Regions from separate parts of the Homo sapiens genome. Here region 2 is linked to region 1. Evidence: read pairs that join two places in POLR2A ChIA-PET (ENCODE). Cell type or tissue: Panc1. All regions are shown on one strand. Links, peaks and the distances in the headings refer to the core of each region. The heading gives the core; the rest is flanking DNA. Region 1 overlaps CCDC62 (coiled-coil domain containing 62). Region 2 overlaps CLIP1 (CAP-Gly domain containing linker protein 1).

What was found. Peaks named below come from ENCODE experiments on the same cell type or tissue, not always from the same donor. Only the 100,000 strongest peaks of a DNase experiment are listed, where the experiment ranks them.
Region 2: POLR2A ChIA-PET joins it to region 1 with 8 read pairs; 2 of 35 experiments call an interaction of 5 or more read pairs at or near these places.

What each region holds. Positions count from the first base shown.
Region 1 is chr12:122,777,959-122,786,965 of GRCh38, forward strand. It overlaps CCDC62 (coiled-coil domain containing 62), which reads left to right. Exons shown (of 13, transcript NM_201435.5): 3 at 3,206-3,372; 4 at 7,761-7,862. Among named protein-coding and RNA genes, the nearest start is that of CCDC62, 7.9 kb to the left of the region's middle. In Panc1, for the core only: no CTCF peak of the experiment used is centred there; no DNase peak of the experiment used is centred there.
Region 2 is chr12:122,411,118-122,420,124 of GRCh38, forward strand. All of the region lies in intron 1 of CLIP1 (CAP-Gly domain containing linker protein 1), which reads right to left. Among named protein-coding and RNA genes, the nearest start is that of CLIP1, 7.0 kb to the right of the region's middle. RefSeq lists enhancers at 5,019-5,078, 5,119-5,238. In Panc1, for the core only: no CTCF peak of the experiment used is centred there; no DNase peak of the experiment used is centred there; H3K27ac peaks cover 505 bases.

The DNA.
Region 1 (9,007 bases), core at 4,044-6,543:
GAGTATGAATGAAGATGCCATATGACTAGCCATTTCTCTTAAACTAAACTGAAAGATTTTAGGCTTTTGGTATTGAACTTGATCTTAAGTTCCTAAAATGGTCATCTTTTAAAGTTATAGCTGTCCGGCCAGGCACAGTGGCTCACACCTGTAATTCCAGCACTTTGGCGGATCACTTGAGCTCTGGAACTAGAGACCAGCCTGGCCAACATGGTGAAACCCCATTTCTACTAAAAATACAAAAAGTTAACTGGGCATGGTGATGCACACCTGTAATCTCAGCTACTCGGGAGGCAGAGGCACGAGAATCGCTTGAACCCAGGAGGCGGAGGTTGCAGTGAGCCAAGATTGCGCCACTGCACTCCAGCCTGTGGGACAGAACAAGACCCTGTCCCAAAAAAAAAAAAAAAAAATTATAGCTGTCTCAAAAATGGTTGCAAAAAGTTTATTTGACACCATATTTTAATTCTGTCATTCCTTTAGTGCTGCCCTAAATCTGAATGTTCCATTGACTCTAGATTGTTAGTAGAATGCATTAGAGGAGAAAACACTAGATCTGTATAATAGAAAGATAACCTTTTTTTACTTAACATTACTCAAAGGATTCTGTAAATGTGACAATCCAAATCTGTCATTTTTGGTGGGGTGCGGTGGCTCATGCCTGTAATCCCAGCACTTTGGGAGGCTGAGGCAGGCGGATCACTTGAGGTCAGGAGTTCAATACCAGCCCAGCCAACATGGTGTACCTCGTCTCTACTAGAAATACAAAAATTAGCGGGGCATGGTGGTGGGCGCCTGTAGTCCCAGCTACTCAGGAGGCTGAGGCAGGAGAATTGCTTGAACCTGGGAGGTGGAGGTTGCAGTGAGCCAAGATTGCGCCACTGCACTCCATCCTGGGCGACAGAGCGAGACTCCGTCAAAACAAAGAAAGAAACAAACAAAAAACCCAAATATATGATTTTTTCGTTTCTTTGATGACCATCTGATTTTACTCTGACCACACCCACACACGTATATACACACAGTGTTTAAAATGGTTGCTCATTAAATGCAGTATAACATCTTATAGCTCTTATATAGACATGTTAAAGAACAAAGATAACACATATAACATATATAACCCACATTATATGTAGCCATCAGTATTTGATTTTAAAATGAGCAAGATTTGAATAGGCACCTCATGGAAAGAGGAAAATTGAATGGCCAATAAATATATTAAAAGTTTCCTGTTCTCATTAGTAGTTAGGGAAATGCAAATGAAAACCAAATTGAGATACTATTTTACCTTTACCAGCCTGGCAGAAATTATCAGGTGTTGGTAAAGTATGGCACCAAGGGAAAGCTGAGACGCTGCTGGTGGGAGTCAGTTGTCACTGCTAGTGTGCAAAATCATTTGGCAGCATCTAGTGAAGCTGAAGGTGTGCATATCCTACAGCCCAGCAAAGCCACTTCTAGGAATATTCTCACCCTTTAATAGACACATGAATCACCTAAGGGTCTTGTTAAAATTTAGATTCTGATACAATAGGTCTGGGGCCCAAGGGTCTGCATTTCTAACAGGCATCCTAGGCGATGCCACTGCCGCTGCTGGTCCAGGGACCACATTTTGAGAAGCAAGGCTCTCAAGAAACTCTTGAAAATATGCACCCAGATGCATGTAAAAAGGCCTGGCGCTGTGGCTCACATCTGTAATCCTAGCACTTTGGGAGGCCGAGTCAGGCGAATCACCTGAGGTCAAGGGTTCGAGGCCAACCTGGCCAACATGGTGAAACCCTGTCTCTACTAAAAATACAAAAATTAGCAGGGTGTGCTGGCTCATGCCTGTAATCCCAGCTACTTGGGAGGCTAAGGCAGAAGAATTGCTTGAACTTGGGAGGTGGAGGTTGCAGTGAGCTGAGATCACACCACTGCACTCCAGCCTGGGCTACAGAGCGAGACTCTGTCTCAAAAAAAAAAAAAAAAAAAAAAAAAGATGCATGTAAAAGAATATTCAGAGCAGCATTGTTTATCATAGCTGCAAAGTGGAAATAACCTAAATGACCATCAATATTAGAAATAAGCTTTGGTAGGCCAGGTACGGTGGCTCACGCCTGTAATCCCAGCACTTTGGGAGGCTGAGGAGGATGAATCATGGGGTCAGGAGATCAAGACCATCCTGGCCAATATGGTGAAACCCCATCTCTACTAAAAATACAAAAAAATAGCCAGACATGGTGGTGCTCGCCCGTAATCCCAGCTACTTGGGAGGCTGAGGCAGAAGAATCGCTTGAACCCAGGAGGTGGAGGTTGCAGTAAGCCGAGATCGTGCCGTTGCCCTCCAGCCTGGGCAACAGAGGGAGGCTCCGTCTCAACGAAAAAAAAAAAAAAGAAGGCCGGGCATGGTGGCTCACGCCTGTAATCCCAGCACTTTGGGAGGCCGAGGTGGGCTGATCACGAGGTCAGGAGATCAAGACCATCCTGGCTAACACGGTGAAACCCCGTCTCTACTAAAAATACAAAAAAATTAGCCAGGCGTGGTGGCAGGCACCTGTAGTCCCAGCTACTCGGGAGGCTGAGGCAGGAGAATGGCGTGAACCCAGGAGGCAGAGCTTGCAGTGAGCCGAGATCGCACCACTGCACTCCAGCCTGGACAACAGAGCAAGACTCTGTCTCAAAAATAAAATAAAATAAAATAAAATAAAATAAAATAAAATAAAATAAAATAAAATAAAAAATAGAAATAAGCTTTGGCGTAATCATTCAGTGGAATATTACCTAGCAATGTTAGTGCACAAACACAAGTTACACACAACTGAGTGAATCTCAGAATCATTATCTTAAGCAAAAAAAGCAAACAGAAGAATTGTCAGAATATGATTCCATTTTTATATGGTTCAAATTAAGCTATAATTTTGAGGCATGCGGTCACTGGTAAAACTGTAATGGAAAGCAAGGAAGTGATTACTCTAAGATCAGGGTCATGGTTGGGAACGCGGAAACTGGAGTGATTATGTTCGGGAAGTGACCTCCAGAGGCTTCCAATTGCTCACAGTTCTGTTTCTTGATTAGGTGTGATATTGTGCATTTCATAATAAAAGGTTTTAAAAGAAGATTGTCTTTTTAAAAATTCTCTACCACATTTTTACCTTTTAACCACCCATTTTGAAAATAATGCCTTTTAAGCTGAAGGTGTGACTACAAATTATTGATGAACTTCCCTCAGGTGAACTACATAAAAGAACTGAAATAATCAGGTCACTCACGAAGAAGGTAAAAGCTCTTGAATCCAATCAAATGGAATGCCAAACAGCTCTCCAAAAGACCCAACTACAGCTTCAGGAAATGGCTCAAAAGGCAACGCATTCTTCTCTTCTCTCTGAAGACCTTGAGGTTGGGATTAGTTTTTGATAAGCTTCACTAGTCCAAATTCCCTTTGTGTTTCAGTTATTGAAAAATTAGATTTGACCGGGCACGGTGGCTCACTCCTGTAATGCCAACACTTTGGGAGGCCGAGGCAGGTGGATCACCTGAGGTCAGGAGTTCGAGACCAGCCTGGCCAGCGTGGAGAAACCCCATCTCTACTAAAAATACAAAATTAGCCGGGCGTGGTGGCACACGCCTGTAGTCCCAGCTACTCAGGAGGCTGAGGCAGGAGAATCGTTTGAACCCGGGAGGTGGAGGTTGCGGTGAGCCAAGATCGCGCCATTGCACTCCAGTCCGGGCAACAAGAGCGAAACTCTGTCTCAAAAAAAAAAAGAAAAAAGAAAAATTAGATTTAAATGTTTCATTAAAAATGCATGTGAGGCTGGGCACAGTGGCTTGGTGGCTCATGCCTGTTATCCCAGCTCTTTGTTTGGGAGGCTGAGGTGGGAGGATTGCTTGAGCCCAGGAATTCACGACCAGGCTTGGCAACATGGCAAATGCCTGTCTCTATAAAAAGAAGAAATACAAAAATGAGCTGGGTGTGGGGGTGCACTGCTGTGGTCCCAGCTACTTGGGAGGCTGAGGCAGGAGGATCACTTGAGCCCAGGAGGTCAAGGCTGCAGTAAGCTGTGATTGTGCCACTACACCCCAGCCTGGGTGACAAAAAAAAAAAAAAAAAAGCGTATGTAAGCCAAGCACAGTGGTGTACGCCTGTAGTCCCAGCCTCTGGGGAGGCTGAGGCAGAAACATTGCTTGGGCCCAGGAGTCCAAGTCCAGCCTGGGCAACATAGTGAGACCTCATCTCAACAAAAAACAACAACAGCAAGCAACCAATGCAAAAATGCATACGTGTGTGTACGAAGGTATCTACACTCATCCACCCCTTGTAGTTTTGTGTTTCTCCTACAGTTTTGGTTAGCTGCACGGCATTATCCTGTCTTAGAGATTGAGCTTCAGTACAACGCTTTTTAACCGTTATGCCATTTGGTTTAGTAGCATCTACCATTTAATCAACAATGAGTTATTTTAGAAAGCTTTCCTCAAAGATGAGAGGGTATAATCAAGTTTTGGTAGCCTCAATGATGTTTTCTAAATTATTGTGTGTTTTTTTTGAGATGGAGTTTCACTCTTGTTGCCCAGGCTGAAGTGCAATGGCACGATCTCGGCTCACCATAACCTCTGCCTCCTGGGTTCAAACAATTCTCTTGCCTCACTCCCCCGAGTAGCTGGGATTACAGGCATGCACCACTATGCCCAGCTAATTTTGTATTTTTAGTAGAGACGGAGTTTCTCCATGTTGGCCAGGCTGGTCTCCAACGCCCGACCTCAGGTGATCCGCCCGCCTCAGCCTCCCAAAGTGCTGGGATTACAGGTGTGAGCCACTGTGCCCAGCCAATTATTGTGTCTTATCTCATAATGTTAGTGGCATATTGGGAATAAAAACTGTAAGACTGGTTTTTTGAGCCCGGCATGGTGGCTCACACCTATAATCCCAGCACTTTGGGAGGCCGAGGTGGGCGGTGACTTGAGGTCCAAAGTCTGAGATCAGCCTGGCCAACATGGTGAAACCCCGTCTCTACTAAAAATTCAAAAATTAACCAGGTGTGGTGGTGGGCACCTGTAGTCCCAACTACTCAGGAGGCTGAGGTAGGAGAGTCAATTGAACCTGAGAGGCAGAGGTTGCAGTGAGCCGAGATCGCACCACTGCACTCCAGCCTGGGGGAAAGAGCGAGACTCCTTGTCAAAAAAAAAGATGGATTTTTTTGGTTTTCTCTTCTAACTGGTCAGTCATCAGATATTTTTTGAGTTCATGCTTATAAGAGGTGCAGAAAGCCAGCTTGTTTATTTGTTATATCCTTCATTCTTTTTTTTTTTTTTTCCTGAGACGGAGTCTCGTTCTGTCGCCCAGGCTGGAGTGCAGTGGTGCCACCTCGGCTCACTGCAAGCTCCGCCTCCCGGGTTCACACTATTCTCCTGCCTCAGCCTCCCTAGTAGCTGGGACTACAGGCGCCCGCCACCACGCCCGGCTAATTTTTTGTATTTTAGTAGAGACGGGGTTTCACCGTGTTAGCCAGGATGGTTTCGATCTCCTGACCTCGTGATCTGCCCGCCTCGGCCTCCCAAAGTGCTGGGATTACAGGTGTGAGCCACCGCGCCTGGCCCCATTCTTTTATTTCTTAGTGATATTTCATATACGTCTTGGTAATATAATGAGTCTTTATTCATAATAGTATAGATTTTTATTTTATGGTTTTTAAAAGAATACTATTCTAGATAGTTTCTAGCTATAAAATAAGTAAAAACTATTCTAGAATATCTACTGATTATGTTGCATGAAAAAGTGGAAGAGATCTTTTTTAACTAATACACTTTATTTATTTAGTGCATTTTTAGGTTCACAGCAAAATTGAGCAGAAAGTAGAGAGAGTTCTCATACACACTCTGTATCCACACACCCAGCCTTCCCCACGATCGACCTCCACACCGGGGTGGTGCATTTCTTATAATTGGTGAATCTTCATGGATACCTCATTGTCACCTAAAGATTACAGTTAACATTAGGGGTCACTCTTTGTGTTTACATTCTATGGGGTTTTGACAGATGTGTAATGACACATATCCTCTACTATATTATAGTATGTACAGAATAGTTTCACTGTCCTAAAAATCCTCTGTGATCTACCCTTCATCCCTTCCTCCCCCTCACCCCTGGTCACACGAATCTTTTTACCGCCTCCATAGTTTTGCCTTTTCCACAATGTCATATGCTTGGAATCCTACAGTATATAGCCTTTTCAGATTGCCTTTTTTCACTTAGTAACACACATTTAAATTTCCTCCTAAAGATATCTTTTTAAAAGTCTAAATAGGCTGGGAGGCCGGGCGCGGTGGCTCATGCCTGTAATCCCAGTACCTTGGGAGGCCAAGGCGGGTGGATCACGAGGTCAGGAGTTCGAGACCAGCCTGACCAACATGGTGAAACCCCATCTCTACTAAAAATACAAAAATCAGCTGGGCATGGTGGCACGTGCCTGTAATCCCAGCTACTTGGGAGGCTGAGGCAGGAGAATCACTTGAACCCAGGAGGCAGAGGTTGTAGTGAGCCAAGACCACGCCACTGCACTCCAGCCTGGCAACAGAGCGAGACTCCGTCTCAAAAATAATGATAATAATAATAATAATTAGGCTGGGTGCAGTGGCTGATGCCTGTAATCTTAGCACTTTGGGAGGCCAAGGTGGGAGGATCGCTTAAGGCCAGGAGTTCAAGACCAGCCTGGGCAACATAGCGAGACCCTCTCTACAAAAAATACAAAAATAAAAATTAACTGGGCATAATGGTGAGAACCTGTAGTCCCAGCTACTCGGGACACTGAGGTGGGAGGACTGCTTGAGCCCAGGAGTTCAAGGTTACTATGAGCTATGAGTGCACCACTGCACTCCAGCCTGGGTGACAGAGTGAGGTCCTATCTCTTTAAAACAAAAACAAAAACAAAAGGCCAGGTGCAGTGGCTCGCCTGTAATCCCAGCACTTTGGGAGGTCAAGGCGGGCAGATCACCCGAAGTCAAGAGTTCGAGACCAGCCCGGCCAACGTGGCGAAACCCTGTTTCTACTAAAAATACAAAAATTAGCCAGGCGTAGTGTTGTGTGCCTGTAATCCCAGCTACTTCAGAGGCTGAAGCAGGAGAATCACTTGAATCCAGGAGGCAGAGGTTGCAGTGAGCCGAGGTCATCCCACCACTGCACTCCAGCCTGGGCGACAGAGTGAGACTCAGTCTCAAAAAATAAAAAGCCTGATGGTTATTTTTCTCAACTAGTAAATAGATTGTATACATAATAATTATATCCGACATAGCACTATGTGTTTTTTTAAATAATTGTTGAGTAGGAATACCCCAGTATGAAGTTCTTTCGACAAAGAATATTTTTTAAATTCACACAATTCACTAATGCTACTTTATTTCAACAAAGGAAATCTCTTACTAATACAGTTCTCATTCATTCATTTTCTTGCCTCTTCCCAACCTAAAATTACACATAAAAGATACTAGGAAATAGACATGTTTACAAGCATCACCAACATAATTCAATAGGGCAAATACAAGTACTGAGAGGATGGTAGAATTAATAGAGAAATATATATTTGTATTCCTTTTTGATGACTGCTTTCTTAGGCCACTTCATTACTAAAACAATGTAGGCTTTATTAGCCCACTCCATTACCAACTCTTTTTTGTTACTAACGAGTTAAACAAGGAAAAAACAAAATAGAGAAGTAAGCGCAGATTGTGGCTAGCAAGAGTAGTGAAAGCTTTAAAAGGACTCAAGCAGTATCATCTGTGTTGTTTTCTTGTAGGCTAGAAACGAAACTCTCAGCAACACGTTAGTGGAACTTTCTGCCCAGGTAGGACAGCTACAAGCTCGAGAACAAGCTCTTACGACAATGATAAAGCTAAAGGTAATCAAAAATAAGAATTCCTCCATTTGCCAGAGTGCTTGGTAGTTATATCCATATTCATTATCTTACCTAAGTCGCTAGGATCCCAGAAATGTGAAGCTACCAACGTTGCTCTTGTTTTTTAAAACGCCCATTTAGAAATGAGGGAAACAAGTTTAAAATGATGTTCCCAAGGCATGAAGAAAGGAGGCAGGACTCTGCTTCTGGTCTTCTGTCTCCAAGGCCCATTCTGTGGGCTGGCAGGTCTGAATTAACTTGTTTTCTCCCCGGGTATCCATTATTAGGTCTCATAGAGTTATGGGCCATTAGATTGCTTGAGAGGTTTTTTTTGTTTTGTTTTGTTTTGAGACGGAGTCTCGCTCTGTGGCCCAGGCTGGAGTGCAGTGGCTCCGTCTCAGCTCGCTGCAAGCTCCGCCTCCCAGGTTCACGCCATTCTCCTGCCTCAGCCTCTTGAGTAGCTGGGACTACAGGCGCCCGCCACCACACCCGGCTAATTTTTTTGTATTTTTAGTAGAGACGGGGTTTCACCGTGTTAGCCAGGATGGTCTCGATCTCCTGACCTCGTGATCCGCCCGCCTCGGCCTCCCAAAGTGCTGGGATTACAGGCGTGAGCCACCGCGCTCAGCCAGAGGTTTTTTTAATGGAGAGAAAAACCATCTGCAATCAAGCAGTTGATGTAGTCACTAACATGCAATATACAACGATACACACTCTCCTGCTGTTACACATGTCATTGACAATTGGTATTTAAGGGAACAATGTTGGTATAATGAAATGCTCACGCTAATAAATATGTGATTTTTCTCAGCACATTGTTTTCAAGTGATTGGGGCAAGTGCTGTTAAAATTAAAGAGAAAGGCCGGGCACGGTGGCTCACGCCTGTAATCCCAGCACTTTGGGAGGCCGAGGCGGGCAGATCACGAGGTCAGGAGATCGAGACCATCCTGGCTAACACGGTGAAACCCCGTCTCTACTAAAAATACAAAAAATTCCCCGGGCGAGGTGGCGGGCGCCTGTAGTCCCAGCTACTCGGGAGGCTGAGGCAGGAAAATGGCATGAACCTGGGAGGCGGAGCTTGCAGTGAGCCGAAATCGCGCCACTGCACTCCAGCCTGGGTGACAGCGAGACTCCGTCTCAAAAAAAA
Region 2 (9,007 bases), core at 2,403-4,902, 370 kb before region 1:
AAAAATTAGACACAAGAGCCAGGCATAGTGGCTTACGCCTGTAATCCCAGCACTTTGGGAGGCTGAGGTGGGCGGATCACCTGAGGTCAGGAGTTTGAGACAAGCCCAGGCAACATGGCGAAACCCTGTCTCTACTAAAACTATAAAAATTAACTGGGTGTGGTGGCAGGCGCCTGTAATCCCAGCTATTGGGGAGGCTGAGGCAGGAGATTTGCTTCAACCCAGGAGGTGGAGGTTGCAATGAGCCGAGATCACGCCATTGCACTCCAGCCTGGGAGACAAGGGCGAAACTCCATCTCAAAAACAAAAACAAAAAATTTATACATGAATGCTCACAGCAGCAGTATTCATGAGACAAAAAGTAGAAACAATCCAAAGGTTCATCAAGTGATGAAGAGACACAATGTGGTATTGGGGTATATCTACACAACAGAATATTACTCAACCATAAAAAGGAATCAAGGGCAGATGCATGCCACAACATGGAGGAACCCTGAAAACACTATGTTAAGCGAAGGAAGCCAGTCATAATGTATGATTCCCTTTATAAGAAATGTCCAGAATAAACAAATCTGTAGAGACGAGAGTAGATTTGCCATGTTGCCCAGGCTGGCATCAAACTCCTGGCCTCCTGCCTAGGGCTGGGAAAGTTGGCAGAAATAAGGAGTGACTGCTAATGGATACATGATTTCTTCTGGGGATGACAAAAATATATTAAAACTTACTTTTCCAAATGGGAGAAAAGGAAAAAAAATGAAAATATAATAAAACTGATAATGGTGATGGGTGCATAACTGCGAATATACTAAAAAACCACTGAATTGTATACTTTAAGTTACTAAACTGTATGGCATATGAATTATATCTCAATAAAGCTGTTATTTTTTAAAAAACTGGTGTACTTAGCAGTTTTCCTACTTACTATCTACAACCAGTTATTTTCTTTTTTTTTTTTTTTTTTTTTTTTAAGAGACAGGCTCTCACTCTGACACCCAAGCTGGAGTGCAATGGCACAATCATGGCTTACTGCAGCCTCAACCTCCTGGGCTCAAGGAATCCTCCCACCTCAGCCTCCTGAGTAGCTGAGACCACAGGTACACAACCATCCCTGGCTAACTTTTGTTTTTGTAGAAATGGAGTTTTGCCATGTTGCCCTGAGCTCACGGGATCCATCCACTTCAGCCTCCCAAAGTGCTGGGATTACAGGGGTGAGCCACCACACCTGGCCAAAAAAATTTTTTAATAAGAAGACTGAGGCCAGGCGTGGTGGCTCACCCCTGTAATCCCAGCACTTTGGAAGGCTGAGGTGGGCGGATTTCATGAGGTCATCAGTTTGAGACCAGCCTGGCCAACATGGCGAAACCCCGTCTCTACTAAAAATACAAAAATTAGACGGGCAAGGTGGCACGTGTTTGTAATCTCAGCTACTCAAGAGGCTGAGGCAGGAGAATCATTTGAACTCGGTAGGCGGAGGTTGCAGTGAGTCAAGATCACGCCACTGCACTCCAGCCTGGGTGACAGAGCGAGACTCCGTCTCTAAAAAACAAAAAAAAACCAAAGTACATACTCTAAAGTATCAAAAAGATTCCTCTGGGCAGTAGCATCATGGATAATTTGTTTTTTTCTGTGTTTTTGTATCTATGCAAATTTTATAATTTATACAATTAACCTACATATTTTAAGAAGAGAACATTATGTTACTAAAATGTAAAGCCCATCTTAAAACTAATACATAAAGAAAAAAATAAACCTGAGACCCTAAAAAAAACTTCACTGGAAAACATTTTCTAAAATCTAAACTTGACTAGATTCTCAAGATGACAACCTAAGCAAGCTACGTATCCCTTTCAACAGAAACTAGTCACATGGTTTCATGTAATAAAGACACCCACTTTTCAGAAACCCAGGCAATAAGTTTTCTTTCACTTAGGCTATAAAAAAAATCACCCTGCTTATAAAGTTTATTTACGGTCTAGAAAGGAAAAGTCTAAATAGGTCCCTTCCTGCTTTAAGGTATTAGAACATAATGTCTCTAATAAAAAGTCATTATATGGGGTAAATCAGGAAGAGAGAGGAGGCAAGAGGTCAAAGGCCTTGATTAAAAGATTTTCAGGAAAACATCCCTACTGACTCTTATCTTTCCTGAGAAGAGGGGGAGAATATGCCAAATATTTCACTACAATACTTGAGTAAAAGAAGGGATTTTTAGAATCGGGGGGAAAAAGACTTATTATATTGCCTCCCTTTATACATCAAACCCAAGTTTTGGATGATTTGCACACCCTGAACATCTGGATCTTCTGGGCCTTAACTTCGGAGAAGATATTATAAATCAAGGACTCGGCAATTTTAAGTGTTAAAAAGGGGCAGAGTTAAACTGGGATCTATCCAAATCATACTTAGACATAAGTAAGCAAAGGAGCAAACAAACACCAAACTGCTTAATTCAAGTCGGAAGTATTTTAGAGCTTACGCTTATAGAAAACATTAGGGCAGCAAAATGTCTGCCTGTAGTCTCATTAGCATTCCTGCAAAGAGGTGGATGAGAATAAACTTCCCCAGGGTAAGAGACACCAAGGAGGGTTCCCAATAGGGATTCTGTAATATGACTACTTCCTCTTTTGAGAGATTTTGAAAGCATACTTTTAAGATTTTGTTGCTGAACCACAATAAATAGACAATTAAAAAGTAGACCCACCCATTGAGTTAGTGCTAGTGGAATATGTCCTTCTGGAAGTGCCATATGGAGATTAAAAGAAAAAAAAAAAAAGCTCTTTACTCATTGTGGCCAAGATTCCTTGGTACTTGGTGCCAGGGCCAGGATATTACCCCAGATGTCCTAGCCAAATTCAAGGTTGGCTAATTACACTCTGACAAACTACAAGCAACAAAAAAAGTCTCCCTCTGTTCCCTTGATTGAAACCTGAAGAGGTCACTCTTCCTTGAAATTGTTTTTATTTTTTAATTTTGATTGAATTGTACACTTTAATATGTGTACTTTGGTTTTGGGGGTTTGTTTTTTGTTTGTTTGTTTTTTTTGAGACAGGGTCTCACTCTGTTGTCCAGCTTGGAGTGCAGTGGCGTGAACACAGCTCACTGTAGCCTCCTGGGATCAGATTTCTTGGGTTTAAGAGATCCTCCTGCCTCAGCCTCCCAAGTAGGTGGGACTACAGGCATGTATCATCATATTCAGCTAGTTTTTTTAAGTTTTTGTAGAGACGGAAGTCTCAATGTGTTGCCCAGGCTGATCTCAAACTCCTGGACTCAAGCGATCCTCCTGCCTTACTCTCCCAAAGTGCTGGGATTATAGACATGAGCCACTGCACCTGGCCAAATATCTGTTTTGTTTTGTTGTTTCTTTTTTGAGACGGAGTTTCTATCTTTTTGCCCAGGCTGGAGTGCAATGGCGCAATCTCAGCTCACTGCAACCTCCACCTCAAAGGTTCAAGTGATTCTCCTGCCTCAGTCTCCCAAGTAGGTGGGATTACAGGCACCTGCCACCATGCCTGGTTAATTTTTTGTATTTTTAGAAGAGACGGGGTTTCACCATGTTGGCCAGGATGGTCTTGATCTCTTGACCTTGTGATGCACCCGCCTCGGCCTCCCAAAGTGCTGGGATTTACAGGCATGAGCCACCACGCCCAGCCCAAAATTCTTGTACAGTACCATCGGTCATTATGGTTTCCCTTAAGAGTGCATTGTAACTCAAATGCCAACTTAAAGCATACGGATTCTTTGAGTTCCGCCTATATGGGAAACACATTATGTATATTAAAAATGCTAAAAAAAAATTAGCTGGGCATGGTGGCGCATGCCTATAATCCCAGCTACTCAGGAGGCTGAGGCATGAGAATCCTCTGAACCCAGGAGGTGGAGGCTGCAGTGAGTCAAGATTACACCAGTACACTCCAGCCTCGGCGACGGAGTGAGACTCTGTCTCAAAAAATAATAATAATAAATAATTTTTTAAAAAAACATAAGACGCTGTTAATAGTTTAAAGCCTCCCTAAACAGCTATCTAAAAACTCGTATCTTGGCAAATACTGACGACTGACACTGCTTTCCAATTAAGATTGAAAAGTGGCTGGGCGCAGTGGCTCACGCCTGTAATCCCAGCACTTTGGGAGGCAGAGGCGGGCGGATCACGAGGTCAGGAGATCAAGACCATCCTGGCCAACACAGTGAAACCCCATCTCTACTAAAAATACAAAAAAATTAGCCGGGTGTGGTGGCGGGCGCCTGTAGTCCCAGCTACTCGGGAGGCTGAGGCAGGAGAATGCCGTGAACCTGGGAGGCGGAGCTTGCAGTGAGCCGAGATGGCGCCACTGCACTCCAGCCTGGGCGACAGAGTGAGACTCCATCTCAAAAAAAAAAAAAAAAAAAAGTGTTATCTAAAGTTTTCTATTAAACATAGATTTTGGCTAGGCACAGTGGCTCACGCCTGTAATCCCACCACTTTGGGAGGCCAAGGCGGGTGGATCACCTGAGGTCAGGAGTTTGAGACCAACCTGGCCAAAATGGTGAAACACTGTTTCTACTAAAAATGCAAAAATCAGCCGTGCGTGGTGGAGTGTGCCTGTAATCCCAGCTACTCAAGAGGCTGAGGCAGGAGAATTGCTTGAACCCGGGAGGCAGAGGTTGCAGTGAGCTAAGATCGTGCCACTGCACTCCAGCTTGAGTGACAGAGGGAGACTCCATCTCAAAAAAAAACCCATAGATTTTGAACTATAAAACTTTAAGACTAAAAAGGACGGCTTTGTTACAAGGTGCGCAATTCCAGGAAAAAGCTATATACACCAATATCAAGTTATCAGGCCTCCCAAAGTTAAGCAAGATCCTGGGCCTGGCACGGTGGCTCATGCCTGTAATCCCAGCACTGTGGGAGGCTGAGGTGGGTGCATCATGAGGTCAGGAGTTCAAGACCAGCCTGGCCAAGATGGTGAAACCCTGTCTCTACTAAAAACACAAAAACTATCTGGGCGTGGTGGCAGGCGCCTGTAATCCCAGCTACTCAGGAGGCTGAGGCAGAGAATCGCTTGAACCCGGGAGGCAGAGGTTGCAGTGAGCCAAGATAGCGCCACTGCTCTCCAGCCTGGGTGATAGAAAAAAAAAGTCCTGAACAGTCCTGAACAGATGGATAGAAATAGGAAAGTATACACTCAATAGCACATCTGAACATCAAGTACTGGGCTGGCCTTTGTGCCATTGCCAAGGTATTCTGTACATTACTTAAAATAACCTAAACTGGGCTCAATTTCTATTCACTAGCTGTGTGGACTTTTAGGCAAATTAGGGAAATTCTTTGAGCCTCATTTTCCCCCATATCTTTATCTTCATCAAAATCATTAATAACATGACATAGTCAGCACAGTAGTACAAGCCTACAGTCCCAGCTACTGGGGAGGTTGAGATGAGAGGATCACTTAAGCTCAGGAATTTGAGTCTAGCTTGGGCGATATAACAAGACCCCTTCTCAAAAAATTAATTAAAAATAACATGGTGGCCGAGAGCAGTGGCTCACACCTGTAATCCCAGCACTTTGGGAAGCTGCAGTGGGTAGATCACCTGAGGTCAGGAGTTCAAGAGCAGCCTGACAAACGCAGTGAAACCCCATCTCTACTAAAAATATAAAACTAGCCGGGTGTGGTGGTGTATGCCTGTAATCCCAGCTACTTGGGAGGCTGAGGCAGAAGAATTGCTTGAACCCAGGAGGCAGAGGTTGCAGTAAGCAGAGATCACGCCATTGCACTCCAGCCTGGGCAACAAGAGCGACACTCCATCTCAAAAAATAATTATAACAATAACATGGTGCCCAGGTGTGGTGGATCACACCGGTAATCCCAACAGTCTGGGTGGGAGGATCTCTTGAGGCCAAGAGTTCCAAAAAAAAATTTGCTGGGCCAGGCGCAGTGGCTCATGCCTGTAATCCCAGCACTCTGGAAGGCTGAGGCAGGCAGATCACCTGAGGGTCAGGAGTTAGATCAGCCTGGCCAACATGGTGAAACCCCGTCTCTACTAAAAATACAAAAATTAGCCAGGTGTGGTGGCATGTGCCTGTAATCCCAGCTACTTGGAGGCTGAGGCAGGAGAATCGCTTGAACCTGGGAGACGGAGGTTGCAGTGAGCTGGGATTGCTCCATTGCACTCCAGCCTGGGGGACAAAAACAAGATTTTGTCTTAAAAACAAAACAAAACAAAACAAAACTTACTGTGTGTGGTGGTACACACCTCCTAGCTACTTGGGAGGCTGAGGCAGGAGGACGGCTTGAGTCCAGGAGTCCAAGGCTATAGTGAGTTATAATTGTGCCACTGCACTCCAGCCTGGTGACCGAGTGAGACTCTGTCTCTAAAAAACAAAAGCAATTTTTTAAAAAGGCATAAAATTATTCTGCCTTTTTTTTTTTTTTTTTTTTGAAACGGAGTCTCGCTCTGTCGCCCAGGCTGGAGTGCAGTGGCGAGATCTCCGCTCACTGCAAGCTCCACCTCCTGGGTTCACACCATTCTCCTGCCTCAGCCTCCTGAGTAGCTGGGACTACAGGCACCCGCCACCAAGCCTGGCTAATTTTTTGTATTTTTAGTAGAGACGGGGTTTCACTGCGTTAGCCAGGATGGTCTCAATCTCCTGACCTCGTGATCCACCCACCTCGGCCTCCCAAGGTGCTGGGATTACAGGTGTGAGCTACCGCGCCCGGCCAAATTATTCTGTATTTTTAAATATTTCAACAAATACATATTTTAAGGACTACAGCCTAGAAAGTCTTCAATGTCCTGCCTCCTCCTTCCTTCTCCCTAGGATGTTTTTCTCTCTGGGCTCTACATTCCTTCACTTCCTTTCTGTCTCTACTCGAAAGTCACATTCCCAGCTAGGTCTCCTCTTGCTGCCCTATGTAAAATTTCCATTCTTCTAACTCTTACCCCTAGTACTTTATACTTTCCCTTCTCTGATTGTTTTTTCTTTGCCATGTGTCACCTAACATACAATAAATTTACTTTTTGTTTATTGTCTGCCTTCTCTACTTGAAGGGAAGTTCCAAGAGAATAACAGGGATTTCTGTCTTTTATTCACTGTTGTATCACCATCATCTAGAACAGCACCTGGCACACGGTACATGCTCAATAAATATTTGTTGCCTGAATACCAAATGAGATCTAATTACAGCCCACAGATAGGTATACCATAGCTCATCAAGCTGCCTTTAGGGATGCTGTCACAGTTCAAAAATACTGCAAAAGAGAACTATAGATTTGCCATAATAAACAACACTGTCTACTCTTCATATCAAAGAAAAACACACTTGACCTTCCATCTCATTTCTACAAGAAAAGGAAAGAAATTGATTATTTGGATAGTGGGGCTGGGCACGGTGGCTCATGCCTGTAATCCCAGCACTTTGGGAGGCCAAGTTAGGAGGATTGTTTGAGCCTAGGAGTTCAAGACCAGCTTGGGAAACATAGCAAGACCTCATCTCTACAGGAAAAAAAATTTTTTTAATTAGCCAGGCATGATAGCATGCACCTGTAGTCCTAGCTACTCAGGAGGCTGAAGTGGGAGGACTGCTTGAGCCCAGGAGGGAGTTCAAGGCTGTAGTGAACTACGATTGTGCCACTGCACTCCAGCCTGCGTGACAGAGCGAGACCCTGTGTCTAAAAAAATAAAATAAAATAAAAATACTGCAAAGGAGAACTACAGGCTTGCTATGACTAATAAACATTGTCTACTCTTCATATCAGAGAAAAACACATTTGACCTCTCAGAGAAGAAAGAAGCTGATTATTTGGATAGTGAAAAGTCATACAAAGTGAAAGTCTCGATTTAGTTAATATATAGACAAAATTCTCTTGTAATGTTAACAAATATTAAACCCTCTCCCTGTGACTTTACTATACTACCTTCTGTTTTTTCCTTTGGTTTGACTTCTATAAAATCAATCTGACATTTATGAACCTTATATTTTCAATTAACCAAGAAACAGATGGGCACGGTGGCTCACACCTGTAATCCCAACACTTTGGGAGGCCAAAGCAGGTGGATCACTTGAATTCAAGAGTTGGAGACCAGCCTGGCCAACATGGTGAAACCCCAGCTCTAGTAAAAATACAAACATTAGCCAGGCATGTGACAGATTCCTGTTGTCCCAGCTACTTGGGAGGCTGAGGTGGGAGAATCACTTGAACCAGGAGGCAAAGGTTGCAGTGAACCAAAATTGCACCACTACACTCTAGCCTGGGCAACAGAGTGAGACTCTGTCTCAAAAAAAAAAAAATTAATTAAAAAAAAATAAGAAACGTTTACTGAGTACATGGAACTCCACAGAATTCTGCAAGGGTCCCGAAATGTGAAGACCCTGGCCTTGATATATCTATTCAAGGAAGACCAGAAATCTACCTGTAAGTAATAACGAAGAACCAGGTGCCCAGTATGTGAAAGGTTCAAAGGTGCCTACCTTTGTATGGGCCATAAGAGAATCAACTCATCTCTTATACACCATCCACTGGCTTTCGAATCCCAGCAGACAGCACTTAAAAAGCAAGAATCGGCCGGGCACAGTGGCTCATGCCTGTAATCCCAGCACTTTGGGAGGCCGAGGTGAGAGGATCACTTGAGGTCAGGAGTTCGAGACCAGCCTGGCCAACATCGTGAAACCCTGTCTCTACTAAAAATACAAAAACTAGCCCGGTGCCGTGGTGTGTGCCTGTAATCCCAGCTACTCGGGAGGCTGAGGCAGGAGAATTGCTTGAGCCTGGGAAGCGGAGGTTGCACCACTGCACTCCAGCCTGGGCAACAGAGCGAGATGCGAGACTCTGTCTCAAAAAAAAAAAAAAAAAAAAGCAAGAATCAAACATGACTGAGTTAGTTCATGTCCCTTATGAGTCACATGGGATGTGACAGAGTGAATTTTAGCCACTAGGTAAAAAAAATTTTTTTTAAGATAAGGACATCAGGCCAGGCGTGGTGGCTCACACCTATAATCCCAGCACTTTGGGAGGCTGAGGCAGGCGGATCACC